Linked DNA regions of Homo sapiens: regions 1 and 3 are each linked to region 2. Evidence: chromatin contacts called from ENCODE Hi-C data. All regions are on one chromosome and are shown on one strand. The core of a region is the stretch at or near the end of the contact, and the rest is flanking DNA. Distances in the headings are between cores, read along the strand shown.

Region 1 (4,855 bases), core at 2,059-4,558, 4.0 Mb after region 2:
TGTAAATAAGTATGGCAGCTCTATGGCTATGAGTCTTGGCCTACACTAAGTATCCAAACCATAATATTTTTTGGAGAGGTTCAAAAGAGTTCCAGAATTAACACAGCACCAGATGATGGCCTAGAACTAATCCAAATCCCTCCCAATTTCAAGGCTTGCTAGAACTAGGCTTGGGCTTGCATTAACACTGGTCATACTTTGACTTCCTGTGCGTGGGTACATTCTTTTAATGCTTCCATGTTAAACCCTCTATAAAATACTTTACTGGATTAAGAAGAAAGTGGTAGACTTTGGGGGAGGAGGTCTATTAGTGTTAACTAATCTGGTCTGAGAATTTTCATATTTTCTCCAGCCCATCACCTACTCAAAGTCATCCATAAACATGACACATATTTCTCCTGGTCTCTAGCTTATAATTTTAGCTTCATTGAAATGGAATACAAAGTTAGTTCTAAATCGGAGTCTAGTCCAAAATGCTTATCTGCTTACTTGTCTGTCTCTTTGCTAAACTGCAAATGTGTATGAGTTGTGTTTTACTCATCTCTGTATTCCCAATGACTGGCACATGGGAAAACAGCAAGTGTTTTAAGAAAGAATGAATAAATGAAAAAGCAAATTCAATAAACATTATAAAGACCTATGCAGCAAGAAAACAAACAAACAAACAAACAGATAAAATAGACACATTAATAAGAGACTCACATCCCCCTAACCCTGCAAAAAAAAAAAAAAAAAAAAAAAAAAACTTGATTCTCTTCCAAGATCTCATAGATCAACAAATGTCGTGAAATATAGTACAGTATAGTGGGAAAACTTAGACATGGGAGCTGGGACACATAACTAGATGTAGGGTTCCTCCTCTTGACTTCAGTTTCCTTACCCAGACAAAAATATAATACTAAAGTCCCTTTCAGGCTCTGATATTCTGATTCTATTAAGCATAGTAGTAACTGGACACTGAGAATTACAAAAACATTAGAAATGTAGAACATAAATAGGCACTCTGACTTATGAATTTCTAGCTAAAGTACACCAAACAGGGAAACAAAATACCAAAAACACAATCAAGAAAGAGTGGACATTCACCTAAGCTACCTGCATTAATAGCATGGACCAGGAACCAAGAGCTTGCAACAGAAGATGGATACCTCAAAGGAATACTGGTTTCTCTCCTGGGTTCCTCAGCGGCCAAACTTACTCTGTGACCTTGGCTGGCAACTTAACCTGTCTGTGCATCATGCGCAAAATGAGAATCATATTAACCTCTACCTCTTAGGGCTCTTAAGACGTTTAATTGAGCTAATATGCATAAAGTGCTGAGCATTGCTGTGTGTCATAAACAATAAATTTTAAGAAAAGAAAAAGCCTCCAGGCTTGCCTACTCCTCAAAAGCGAGCACAACCACGCCGCTAACAGTAGACTCACATTTCTTTCCTCTGTCACACTGTAGTAAGACCTTCACGATGGCTCCATATTAATCCCCCACCCTTACATTATTTTGGAAAAAAAATAATTAGAGCCCAATAAGCCCTCTCTTCAACTTCAAACTTCAGGCATGCATGTTCAAGATAAATAAATTACCATTTTAATGTTGTATTTCATCAAATTTAAGACAATTTTTTTACACATTTTAGCATCAGTGAAATAGGGATGCATCTTACAATAGATGACACCTTAGATCAGATGAATGTGGTAATAATGTTTTGGGGTTATTTTCCATTCCAAATGTTTGTTTCCATGATTTCATGAATTGCATAGAATCTTTTGTAGCCTTCCCAAGAAAACTTACCACTGTTTGTAATGTTATTTCTATGAGAAAATTAATAAAAGAATATATGAAAAAAATGAAAATGTTTTGTTAAATGGTGGCTTCTTAAACACCAAAGATCATTTCCAAAATTCCGAACCAAGGTCTGTTAAACGACTAGTGAGAAAAAAAATTCAATGACAAATAAACCAAAGTTCTGATCACGCCATCATCAATAACAAGTGAAACTGATAACAAATATGATTATCTGAAGAGTGGGAAAATGATTCAGGTAAATTGGCTTCAATTTTTGTCCACCTAACTCATTTTGCAGAATGGCCACCAGGTTACACAGTCAAGTCATGTAGCCCTAGATTCACTCATCTTCATGGGAAAAAAAGAAGAGGGGAGTGCAGGGGACAAAACAGACAAACCCAGAAACACCAAAGTGCCATCAGTGTTTTGGGATTTTTTTTAATACAGTATTGGAAAGCCGCAGCTTCAGTCAAGGACCATTCCGTCCTGTGTATAACTACATCTCACAGCTGCACCTTCCCCACTGATAACCCACAACATCAAAAAATGTTAATCCTTGTTCAAGTTACTGAACTAATTCATTCTCTCTCGCGCTCGAGCGCTCTTTCTCTCTCTCTCTTCCGCTCCCCCCACCCCCATTCCCCTGAAATCAATGTCTGAAAAGCACATTTCTTCTTCTGAAGCTGTCAGGATAGACAGACATTCAGCCCCATTCAACCGAGGAGGGTGGGTAAACTGCTTCTCCCCGCGCCCCGTCCCGCGCGAGCGCTCACAATGGGCTGCATAGTCCCGCAGGGGCTGAAGAGTTCAGGAAACCCAGACTTGCAAGGCGCCCAACTTCCACCCATCTCCGATCCTTGCTGGAGAATGGGTCTGTGTCTCGGAGAGTGGGCAGCCCAAGATGGACAAGGAGAGAAGTTTGTGATCAGTTTGGCTAAGCTGGGCGTGGGGAGGGAAGGGGGAAAGAACCACCCCGAAATCTCCATCCACCGCCCCCTCAGCCAGCCGTCCCCTCTAAGCACGCCGTCCACAAATTAACAAGCCGTTGTTTCCTCAGCTTCATCAGTTCTTTATTCCCCAGCCACAGCACCACCACTGTCCGCCAAAAAAGAAAGAAAAGAAATCCGAATTGCAATCCCTCGCCTTTCTACTTAGAAATGCTGGAGCTGCGCTGACCGCTCTCCCTCCCTTCCTCGCAGTGAAACTCTCTGCGTTTCCGCTCTCCCTCCATTCCTCGCAGGGAGGCCCGAATGCTCGCCGCCTTCTCCCTCTCTCGGCCCGGCCGGGGTCGCCTCGCGGCGCCGGGACCCGAAGGCCAGGCTCGCGGGCCCCTCCCAGCGACAGCCCGAGCCCGGCCCGCTATCTCCACCGCATCTCACAGGCTGAGCCCACCCGCGCGTCTGCTCAGCTCTCCGCGGGGACCTCTCCTCTCCTCACCTCGTCCGCTCTGGGGCGCCGACTTGTCCCCCGCCGCCTCGAATCTTCCGAGTCGCTGCAGGGGAGGCTCCGAATTCCTAGAAGAAACTGGGATGGAAGGCCGGGAAGTAGGAGGTGTTTGCTCAACTTCTGAGGACGTCACGCCTCTGCCTCCCGTAGCCAATCAGCAGCCGCCCTGAGGGAACAACCTTCTCATCTGCCAATCGGCGGCGCTGCCAGTTGCTACGTCATGCCCGGCCCCTGCTCCTCCCCAAGATCCTTCTGTCTCTGATCTCTGATCTCTGACCTGCGTTCTTAGCTGGGACGTCGAGTTCTCCCAGGATAATTATCGACCAGGTTTGTAACTGTCCGTGGCAGAAGGCGGGCGGGGACGGAAAGCAACGAAAATAGTCTGGGCATTACGCTCTAAATAGAGGTGCACATCTCCTGGGGAAAAGTTGCGAGCGCCGGTACCTCACGTTTGTTTAGCTATAGACACTTTTCAAAGCATTTCACCGCCTTGTCACAACCCTGTGAAGCCAGATAACAGTTCTTACAACAGTTTTAGAAGCCAGCAAGCGGAGAATCTGAGAAATTAAAACTGAGTGTGTTCATGTGCATATGGCAATGTCCAATGTTATTGAAAAGTCCTAACTACCTAGGAGGCCTGGAGGGAGGGGGAAAACGTATTTCATAGACACTAGCCCCAGCACTAGGAACTGAAGAATCGTCTGAAGCCCAGCTGTGATTCCCCAAGGCGTCAACGGTCAGAAGTTAATCTTCCCTCCTGTTTTTACAACTTTCTCCACCACTTACTCTTCTTATACCTGCCATAGATGTATTTAGCTACTGAACTCCTATGTCAACAATCTATAGCCAGAACGTTCTTGAGACTCCACTCATATCTCCAATTGCAGAGAAAATTATTTATTTATTTATTTGTGGTAGACATGGGGTCTCGCTGTGTTGACCAGGACACTGGTCTGGAACTCCTAGCCTCAAGCTATCCTCCCACCTCGTCCTCCCAAAGCACTGGGATTACAGGTGTTAGCCACTGTGCCCAACCCCAAATTAGAATTTTATCTGTAAGTAGAGTTGGAATTTTCTTCTGTATCTTCAGCTTCACATTTCCAAAATCGGATCCCTTATCATTCTTGGAAAGTCTTCCAAAGGCTGTGTAGTGGTTCACACCTGTAATCTCAGCACTTTGGGAGACTGAGGCTGGAGAATCACTTGAGCCCAGGAGTTTAAGACTAACCTGGGCAACGTAGCAAGACCTGTGTCTACTAAAAATAAAAATAATAAAAATAAATAAAATTTTAAAAAGCCAGGTGTAGTGGCACATACCTGTGGTCCCAACTACTTAGGAGGCTAAGGTGGAAGGATCACTTGAGCCGCAGGATGTTGAGGCTGCAGTGAGCCATGATCATGCCACTGCACTGTAGTCTGGGTGACAGAGTAAGACCCTGTCTCAAAAAATAAAATAAAATAAAGCCTTCCCTTTTGTGCTCACCAGCTCTGTTACTAATATCACTGCCTTCCTACTCACCACCTATCCAGACTTAAAAAGCCACGGTCACTTCAGTTCTTCCTCTGGCCCCTCAGCCTTACCCTTGGTGTTGACACTGTCCTTTAAAAACCCCACTACTATCACCC
Region 2 (4,737 bases), core at 1,640-4,139:
ATGAAAAAAGTAAGTAAAGCACTTTGTAATTTATAGTGTTAAATGAAGACTATCAATTACCTTTATTTGTAATTTGGAATATTCATTTTTTTCATGCAATAATTATTTCATTTTTATAAGTAAAGGTCTGTAACTATTCAGGAATTTCCTTGTAAGTAGAGACGCATGATCTACTTATGTCCTTTTCTGCCTAGGAGAACTCTAGTTAGATCTATTCAATATATATTACTGATTGGTTAACACCTTTGCAACTTGTAGGGAAGTAAAGCATAAACGCGTAAAAGGAAATAAAAGTTCTCATCACATAAGGTTAAAAATATTATTTTATTTTAAAAAACTGCTATTGTGATAGTTTTCCATAAACTATTCAGAGAAGCGCAAATTCAGTTTCCTAGGATTCTACTAGAAGTCTGATCCTTTAGGTTAAGGTTTTCTGCTCAAGATTTAGATTCAGAAGTAATGGAATAAAATTATCTATTACAAGCATACTTTGGTTGATACTTTATCAGTGATATAATGTCATTTAAATGAGCATTACTTTGAGAGGTTTCGACTTAAGGGGCAAGTTTCACTGTTAACTCTTAATTTTTTAGTAGTCAGATGTTTATGTGTATCAGTTTTCCCTTATTGGAGCTTTAATGTAATTCTTCTTTATGAGATGCTAAGGTTTCTACATTCATGTACTCCCAAGGGTACATGGCTAATATAGATAAATCACATATGTAATGTTTGCATCCAGATGTAATTCATTTTGTCTTAGTAAACCGACTTTTATTTATCCATAGGTTTTCTCGCTACATCTGTGATCCTTACAGACTACAGAAAATATAGCGATTTTAAGACACATGTAAAAAAGTTTCCAGCCAAAGAGATTTTGTGATGCTCCATAAACACTGTTCATCTGTTATTTATCTGGCATATTAATTTAATGACAACTACACAGGGCAATAGACTTACAAAAGCACACTCTAAGGGATGAAAAGCCATAGGGAGTATTCATTTTTTTTTTTTTTTTTTGAGATGGAGTATCGCTCTGTCGCCCAGGCTGGAATGCAGTGGCACAATCTTCGCTCACCGCAAACTTCACCTCCCAGGTTCTAGTGGTTCTCCTGCCTCTGCCTCCCTGGTATATGGGACTACAGGTGCCCGCCACCATGCTGGCTAATCTTTGTATTTTAGTAGAGAGGGGGTTTCACCACGTTGGCCAGGATGGTGTTGATCTCTTGACCTTGTGATCCACCCGCTTTGGCCTCCCAAAGTGCTGGGATTACAGATGTTAGCAACTGCACCCGGCCTCATTTTTATAAGATCACACAGAGGTTTTTTTGTTTGTTTGTTTTTGAAATGGAGTTTCGCTTTTGTCGCCCAGGCTGGAGTGGAATGGCGTGATCTCAGCTCACTGTAACCTCCGCCTCCCGGGTTGAAGCAATTCTCCTGCCTCACCCTCCAGAGTAGCTGGGGTTACAGGAACCCACCAACATGCCCAGCAATTTCTTTTTTTAACAAAACTCCTAACACCTCGTTAATCATTAATTAGTCTTTGGGTTTTGGTTCAACACCTAACATTTGCAAATCACACAATTATCTTTGTTCTTTCATTAGCGGAAGACACTTTCATTTGTTACCCTGAGAATATGAGACATTCACAATCTAATTCCTGACTACATTTGATTTCAAACAGATAGGAATAAGTTCCAGAATATAAAATATTAACTATTTGGGAGTATCTTGTGGGTATGCTCTAATTAAGAAATGCTTCCTTTTCCGAGGAAAACTGCTGACATTGCAAGAGTTATTACAAAGCCACAAATCTTAAGAAAATACATGTTTAACTGAAATTATAAAGATATTTTGCAAAAAAGGGAAATCGCTCCTGCTGGTGTTTTGTGTATAAATCTCTTTCTAACTTCAAGCTCTCTCAAGTTAGGGCAACAGTAAATGAAGTGGGAACAGTATCGCATTGGGAAATATCTGAAATGATACCTATGGGACTATCTAACGAAACTGAGGCCCAGAAGAATTGAAGTGACCTGTGCAATGACACCAATTTGTTAGCAGAGCCAAGATTAGAACCAAGTTTGGTGCCTTCCTGCATCCTTCCTGCATCGGTCCTTTCTCGGTGCTGCAGCAGCCTTTTACTTACTAATTTCACCCTGAAGAAAGGTAGACCATCCTGGCGTGGCAGAAGCGTGGACATTCGTTTTCTAAGGGATGGTCACACACCTTTGCCTATTTGCATTTAGTTTCTTTAAAAAGTAAAAACACCTCCATTTTGGAACACTTTTAGAGACAAAAGCAGAACATACGAAAGTGTATTTCACTGCTGAGTTCTTAAGAGGCGTACACCGTGTGGTTATAACGTGCGCAACTCTGTCCCGGGCAACTGAACTTATTTTTAGCGTTATTTTCGGCTTCTGCTGCAGAAAACTAGGGATTCAACTACCCGCACCTACGTTTCACACAACAGCACTCGTCTCTCTCCTTCACTCCTAATAAAAACACCTTACTTCGTTTATTCCTGCCTGCTCTACCTCGTCTCAACATTTTCTCTTGTTAACTTCCACCACACTGCCTTTTACTCGGATTGGAAACCCACTCTCCCCCAACTTCTGTCTCATACCCCCAACTTCTGTCTCATACCCCCAACTTCAGGAAGCGTCTTCCTTTTTTCCGCCTCTCGTTCGCTTTTGTCTTACGAGGCTTCCGGAACACGGCCCAGAATTACAGAGAAAACACACTGCGCACGCGCACTCTCTCGTCACCGCTGTGCGGCTTCTGTTTGGTTGGCCAGTTCGTCCCAATTTCCGACTCACAGGGCTGCGGAGCAGCAACTCTCACGATATTTGCTGCGACCCGCAGGCGCTATCCGCTGCCGGGTTCTGGCGCGCCCTTTCAGTTCTGCTTGCTGTCGGCACCGCTGCGTTACCCGGAACCGCCGGGCCGAACAGCATGACGTCCGCTTTGGAGAACTACATCAACCGTATCCTCAAGCTGGCCGCCGCGGGCGTGAGCCGGGGTCGCGGAGAGGCCGCGGTCGGGGATCGGTGGGAGGTTGGGAGGCCTGGCCTCGGCGGGATCCTGGGGGCGGGCGAGGAGATGAGGGCCCCGGAACGACCCAGAGTTCGCCGGCGGCGCCTCGAGCCTTCCCGCTGCTGCGGGCCCAGGGGTCCTTTCCATTTTGCCTGCAAAACCCAAATAAAAACCCAGTGTGATTATTCCGAACTTTTCTGTCTTAAAAAAAATGTACGCTCTTGATTCTTACTTACTATTTCCCTATGGCATAAGTGTTAAAGTTTGTGAATAAGATGAACAGTCGTCCTGGCGGCGACAACAGTTTTGCAAATCTTTGTACTTGTTTTATTCACATAATTTGCTCGTTCGAGGATAGCAAAAAGTTTAACGATGGTTCACAGACTGTTTCTGTCCCTTTACCACTTGAAGTCCCAACTTGTTGGTAGAATGAAAAAAAATGGTTGCTGTTGTAATGGATTATAGTGAGGAGCAAGTAACAACCCCATGGGAAGTCTTAAAATAGACTTTACAAGTGTTACCGTTTTAAAGTCTTAGGACAAAAACACTACGTTAAGCTCAGGTACAAACTGGGTGACAAAAATTAAATACCGAATGCTTTTAATGATGCGTTATTGGTACCCTGTGACACTGCTTATATAGTTTCTTTACTTTTGAATTACAGAAGCCTGTCCTGGAAGACAGTTTTTTAACATGCTGGAAAATCGTCCAACATCGATTAATTTAGTACTCATCCACTTTTCATTTTAGAAATAAACAGGCCTAAGAAACGAAATATCCTGCCTGAAATAATAGATTGGTAACCTTCCTAGTAGAAAAGTGTCAAAAATCCAGGATATTTTGAGATAAGATACACCGATCACATACAGAAAGAGGTTTTCTTTTTCTATTTTTTCCCTTTTTTAATCATGTAATTATCACAAAGACAAAAACAGAAGCTTTTTTTAAGTTTTTTTTTTTTTTTCTTTTTTTGAGTCGAGGGTCTCACTCTGTTGCCCAGGCTGGAGTGCAGTGGCTTGATCATGGCTCAATGCAACCTTGAACTCCTGAGCCCAAGCAATCCTCCTGCCTCTGCCTCTGCCTCCTGAGTAGCTGGGACTATAGGTCACCAGGCCAGGGTAATAGAGATGGGGGTATCGCTGTGTTGCCCAAGCTGGTCTCACCTCAAGTGATCCTCCTGCCTTGGCGTCTAAGAAACTTTTAACGTTTTTATGTAGTGAACTTAGTGGCTGTGTTGAATACTTATACCTAGTTGTCATATTTATTCTAAAAATTCAAATCATTCCCTTGCCAGAGTCTGTTTTCAATTTGCATTCCCTAAGAAACACTTTCTTTGATTCAGTTATCAGGAACTGTTGCCGTTATTACATCAGATGGGAGAATGATTGTGGTAAGTCTTTGGAATTTTCATTCTCTGCTTTCCTGTAGGTTTATTGGTTGCAAGTTTTATGTGAAACCTCTAATCTCTAATGCCTAGACAGCACATTACACCCGTAGTGCAATTTTATTATAATTCAGCTCTTTATCACTTTGCTGTCAATCCATGTTTTCCTCACTAATAAACATTGTGTGTTACCTACAAGGTTTCTCGGAGCTAGAATAATAGATTCTGCCCTCAGAGAGCTCCTAGTCTGTAGACCTTTATTAAACTTACTTTTCTTCTTCCATTTTTATTTCCTTCCCCATTCAGCACCACATGAATCAGAA
Region 3 (4,611 bases), core at 1,970-4,469, 3.3 Mb after region 2:
GAGAGAGAGAGAGGAGAGATCTGGTATATACTATCCTGGTGTGTAGATGGTGTTAAATAGAAATGCATAGAAGTTAAGGCAACAAACTCGGTAAATATGGCATCAAAGCAGTTTAGTAATAAGAACACTGAAGTGGCTGAGGCCATTGCTCATGGAGAAACAAATTATAAGCTAAAAGTGTGAGTGTGATGAATATGGAGATAAGATCTGCAGAATATGGGGAAAATTGCATTGTCCTTAAGGCAGTGTGTATGCATGTGTGTGTGAGTGTGAGAGTGTGTATGTATGTGTGTGTGAGAGAGACAGAGACAAAGGGAGAAAGAGGATAATAAAGAATTGTACAATAAAAGAAAGAACAGTCAACAGAGACTGTACAATGAGAGACAAAAGAGTCAACAGGCAACCAAAATAAATAAATAAATAAATAAATAAATAAATAAATAAATAAAACAAGAAAACGAGGAAGAAAATTACTACTCATCTCTCTTCAAATCAAGTATAGGAAGATAATAGACCAACAGGTTATTGTTAGAGAGAAAAAGTGTTTTTACCAACATGAATGGGAAGAGACATTAAAGGACATAATAGCAGCACCTACCATAATGTTTAATAAACAAAGCACTCGAGATAAGTTTTGTTGAATCCAAATTACACATGTTTACTGTTTGCCTTTTCCTGAATACTTTCACATATATCTGCTTTAATCTTGTGGGTTTTAAAAATAGATTATCTTAATCTGTCCCGAAGTTACTTTACAGAGAAGTTGGGGTCAATCCAGCAGAGGATGTCTGGTGTCAAGATTTCCAAGAATTTGCAACCTGGACATGGATTCCCATTCAAAATCACAGAAACAAGCACTCTTTTCTCAAAAGGTATAACCAAGATTCAAATGCTGGGAAGATCAATAACTAATTTCAAATTTAAATGACCAACGGTAGCACTGCTGGGCCAAGAATTGGGTAGAGCATGGACCAGCGATGAAGAGCAATTAAGGAAAAAGTGAGGACAAATGATCATTTCATGATGTAAACATATATAAAACATCACATTGTACCCCATAAAAATAATATATGCAATTATTATTTGTCAATTAAAAAGAAAAGAAAAAGGAGGGTTCATGGAAGCAGTCTTGGTGAAACTTCAGCCATTTCCATTAATTCATGGTGTGGGTGGGCTGGTCTAGTTTTAAGAACTAACAATGGGACAAGGTGAAATTTGCACTTGGGCCTTCATCTAATAAGTTGTAATTGATGTTTAGGTCTCTTGTTATAAATCTTCAGTTGAGATAAAGGTCTTAACTGAAAGGGAGTCTGTCTACAGTGAAAGAATGTTTTTACAATTTATTCGTTCAATTGTTCCTAAATTCCTGATTTTCAGGTTCACCCTTTCCTTTAATCCAAATAATTAGCTGGTGACATAATCCATGTGTTATTGGAAAGAAAGCACACTCCCTTTCCACTGCCATACTTCCATGTCTTCCTGTTCTCCTGTTACTCATAATTCCTGCTCCTCTTCATTATTAACTCCTATTTATGCTCTGGATTCCTGCAGCTGTCACCTTTGCCCTGCACATGGCCACTGCTCTCCTACCTGCATTCAGCAAAGCACCACTAACACTGGGCTCTTAGGCAGGTAATAGATACCTGCCTAAGGTTTGAGAATAATAGAGACATAGGAAAATTCATTCATCCCATTTAGTAAATAGTTTTTAACACCTATCATTGATACAGCTCCAATGAGTGGAGGAACAACAGGTTCTTCGTCTGGAGTCGAATTAGATAAAACGACATGGACAGACATGGAGTGGTTTTAAGGAGCGGAGAGTTTAATAGGCAAGAAAGAAGGAAGAAGGCAGAAGGAAGAAGCTCCCCCGTACAGAGAGGGAGCCGTGCTCCAAAGTAGAGAGAGGGAACCAACCCCAAGTGCGATGGATACCAGCCAGATATATGCAGAGGCTGGAGGAAGCGGTGTCTGATTTGCATAGGACTCAGGGGATTGGTTTGACCAGGCATGTCATTCATGTAACCCATGAAAAAGCTGGCCCTCCCACCCTAATATGCAAATGAAGGGCGCCATGATGTTCTACACACGTGGGGATATGTGGGGGTGGCCATGTTACCAGGAACATGTGGGGCAAGGTCAAGAAGACCCTGGGAATCACTATGTTTGGGTGGACCCAGTTTCTAATGGCCTGTTTTTGCATATCAAAGGTTGCCAGCCTGGCTCTAAGAGCAGGGGCTTTACAGGAAACTTTTCTGGAGATGCTTTTTAAAAAAATGAAAACTTCCCAAGGACCCCTTTTCCTCTCTATCTGCCTAAAATAATTTCTTAATAACTCCTATCACATCGTCTAGACATTTTTCTAGGTGCTGGGCACAAAGCATTGAACAATAAGGATAAAATCCTTGTCTTCATATTGCTTACATTTTATTTGGATCACAGACAGTAAGTAATTTTAAAAACTATATTAAGGTTGCAATTAACTTTCTTTGTTAGACAAATAGTGCCAATATGATCTTAAGAATCTAGAAAAAATTAGAACTTGGCTTCTTTAAATGACTGCTTAATGGGTTGCTTATTATTTCCCACACCCCTGTGTTTCTCTGAAGAACAAAAGATAGAGGAACGAAATGAAGGGGAGAAAGGTGATACAATAAGGATTCCTAAAGACAACAGGCCAGGCCAGGTGCAGTGGCTCATGCTTGTAATCTCAGCACTTTGGGAGGCTCAGACAGGAGGATTGCTTGAGCCCAGGTATTTGAGACCAGCCTGGGCAACATAGCAAGACTTCGTCTCGACTAAAAAAATGATAAAAATTAGTCAGGCATGGTGGTGTCCACCTGTAGTCCTAGCTTCTCAGGAGGTTGAGGTATGAGGATTGCTTGAACTCAAGAGTTGGAGGCTGCAGTAGTGAGCTATAACCGTGCCATTGCACTCCAGTGAGACCTCGTCTTAGGAAAAAAAAAAAAAAAAACCCGAAAGGGAACAAGACAACTCCAAGTGGCTCTAAAGAAGGCACCTTCACAGAATTCTGAAGAGGGAGTCTGTCTTGGGGCACATTATTCCAGATTTTTATCTCCTCAAATGGATGATCTGATATATGAAGTCACCCCCCTTATCATATCAGCTGGAACCTTCCTCCAGGGTGCAGATCCTTTCCTTTTTATTTATATGAAGAGCCTCCCTACATATTTGCACTCATGCCTTCCACATTGATAAATGGCTTTCACTTAGTGCTATGACAACTCTTCTCTGGAACTCTCTCAGTTCTCAACTCATGATTAATAGTTTCAGTTAACATTCTTTCCTTTACTTATCTTAGTAATTTACAGAGATGAACTTGCTCTCTCTGTTGTAACAAGTACAAGTATACGTAGCTTCACATTTTATACATTCCATTAGAAAATGGTGCAGAAAAGGAGGATCTCTGACCAGATAAAAGAGAGGGTCTCTGGTCTCTGACTAGATAAAGATAGTTCCCCTAATCCTTCTTGACCACAGATATTACTTTTGGTCAGCATCCAAAATCTTTTTAATAAGAAGGTAAGCAGTCTGTCCGTTCTCAGATCTCAAACTCCATGCTGGGAGAACCACTACTCTCTTCAAAGCTGTCACATAGGGACATTTAAGTCTGCAGAGGTTTCTGCGTCTTTTGTTCGGGTATGCCCTGCCCCCAGAGGTGGAGTCTACTAAGGCAGGCAGGCCTCCTTGAGCTGCGGTGGGCTCCACCCAGTTCGAGCTTCCCAGCTGCTTTGTTTACCAGCTCAAGCCTCAGCAATGGCAGGCGCCCCTCCCCCACCCTCGCTGCCGCCTTGCAGTTCCATCTCAGTCTGCTGTGCTAGCAATGAGCGAGGCTTCGTGGGTGTGGGACCCATGCCCTCTCTGACCTCTCCTATTCAACATAGTGTTGGAAGTTCTGGCCAGGGCAATCAGGCAGGAGAAAGAAATAAAGATATTCAATTAGGAAAAGAGGAAGTCAAATTGTCCCTGTTTGCAGATGACATGATTGTATATTTAGAAAACCCCATCGTTTCAGTCCAAAATCTCCTTAAGCTGATAAGCAACTTAGGCAAAGTCTCAGGATACACAATCAATGTGGAAAAATCACAAGCATTCTTATACACCAATAACAGACAGAGAGCCAAATCATGAGTGAACTCCCATTCACAATTGCTTCAAAGAGAATATAATACTTAGGAATCCAACTTACAAGGGATGTGAAGGAACTCTTCAAGGAGAACTGCAAACCACTGCTCAACGAAATAAAAGAGGATACAGGCAAATGGAAGAACATTCCCTGCTCATGGATAGGAAGAATCAATAGCATGAAAATGGCCATACTGCCCAAGGTAATTTATAGATTCGATGCCATCCCCATCAAGCTACCAAAGACTTTCTTCACAGAATTGGAAAAAACTACTTTAAAGTTCATATGAAACCAAAAAAGAGCCCGCATTGTGAAGACAATCCTAAGCCAAAAGAACAAAGCTGGAGGCATCACGCTACCTGACTTCAAACTATACTACAAGGCTACAGTTACCAAAACAGCATGGTACTGGTACCAAAACAGAGATATAGACCAATGGAACAGAACAGAACCCTCAGAAATAA

What was found. A loop is a pair of places that touch in the nucleus more often than their neighbours do. Pooled maps may share reads with other maps.
Region 1: a loop to region 2 is called in a pooled map, with 15 times the contacts of the local background. The contact joins the promoter of AASS here to the promoter of LSM8 in region 2. A Hi-C loop is called at or near these places in 9 of 50 pooled maps.
Region 3: a pooled map shows a loop between it and region 2 (11-fold over the local background). The contact joins the enhancer-like site here to the promoter of LSM8 in region 2. A Hi-C loop is called at or near these places in 4 of 50 pooled maps.

What each region holds. Positions count from the first base shown.
Region 1 is chr7:122,140,941-122,145,795 of GRCh38, forward strand. It overlaps AASS (aminoadipate-semialdehyde synthase), which reads right to left and starts at 3,309. Exons shown (of 24, transcript NM_005763.4): 1 at 3,221-3,309. It overlaps LOC102724527 (a long non-coding RNA gene), which reads left to right and starts at 3,474. Exons shown (of 6, transcript XR_007060500.1): 1 at 3,474-3,556. RefSeq lists enhancers at 2,133-2,638, 3,640-3,689 and a silencer at 2,940-3,139.
Region 2 is chr7:118,181,275-118,186,011 of GRCh38, forward strand. LSM8 (LSM8 homolog, U6 small nuclear RNA associated) reads left to right here and starts at 2,890. Exons shown (of 4, transcript NM_016200.5): 1 at 2,890-2,980; 2 at 4,380-4,420. The coding sequence starts at 2,950. LOC105375470 (a long non-coding RNA gene) reads right to left here and starts at 2,694. Exons shown (of 4, transcript XR_927904.3): 1 at 2,641-2,694.
Region 3 is chr7:121,434,877-121,439,487 of GRCh38, forward strand. No RefSeq gene overlaps it. Among named protein-coding and RNA genes, the nearest start is that of FAM3C, 41 kb to the left of the region's middle. RefSeq lists an enhancer at 3,559-3,853. Within about 2 kb of position 3,220, at least 21 of the 41 ENCODE cell types and tissues checked have a DNase peak (open chromatin) inside an H3K27ac peak, as active enhancers do.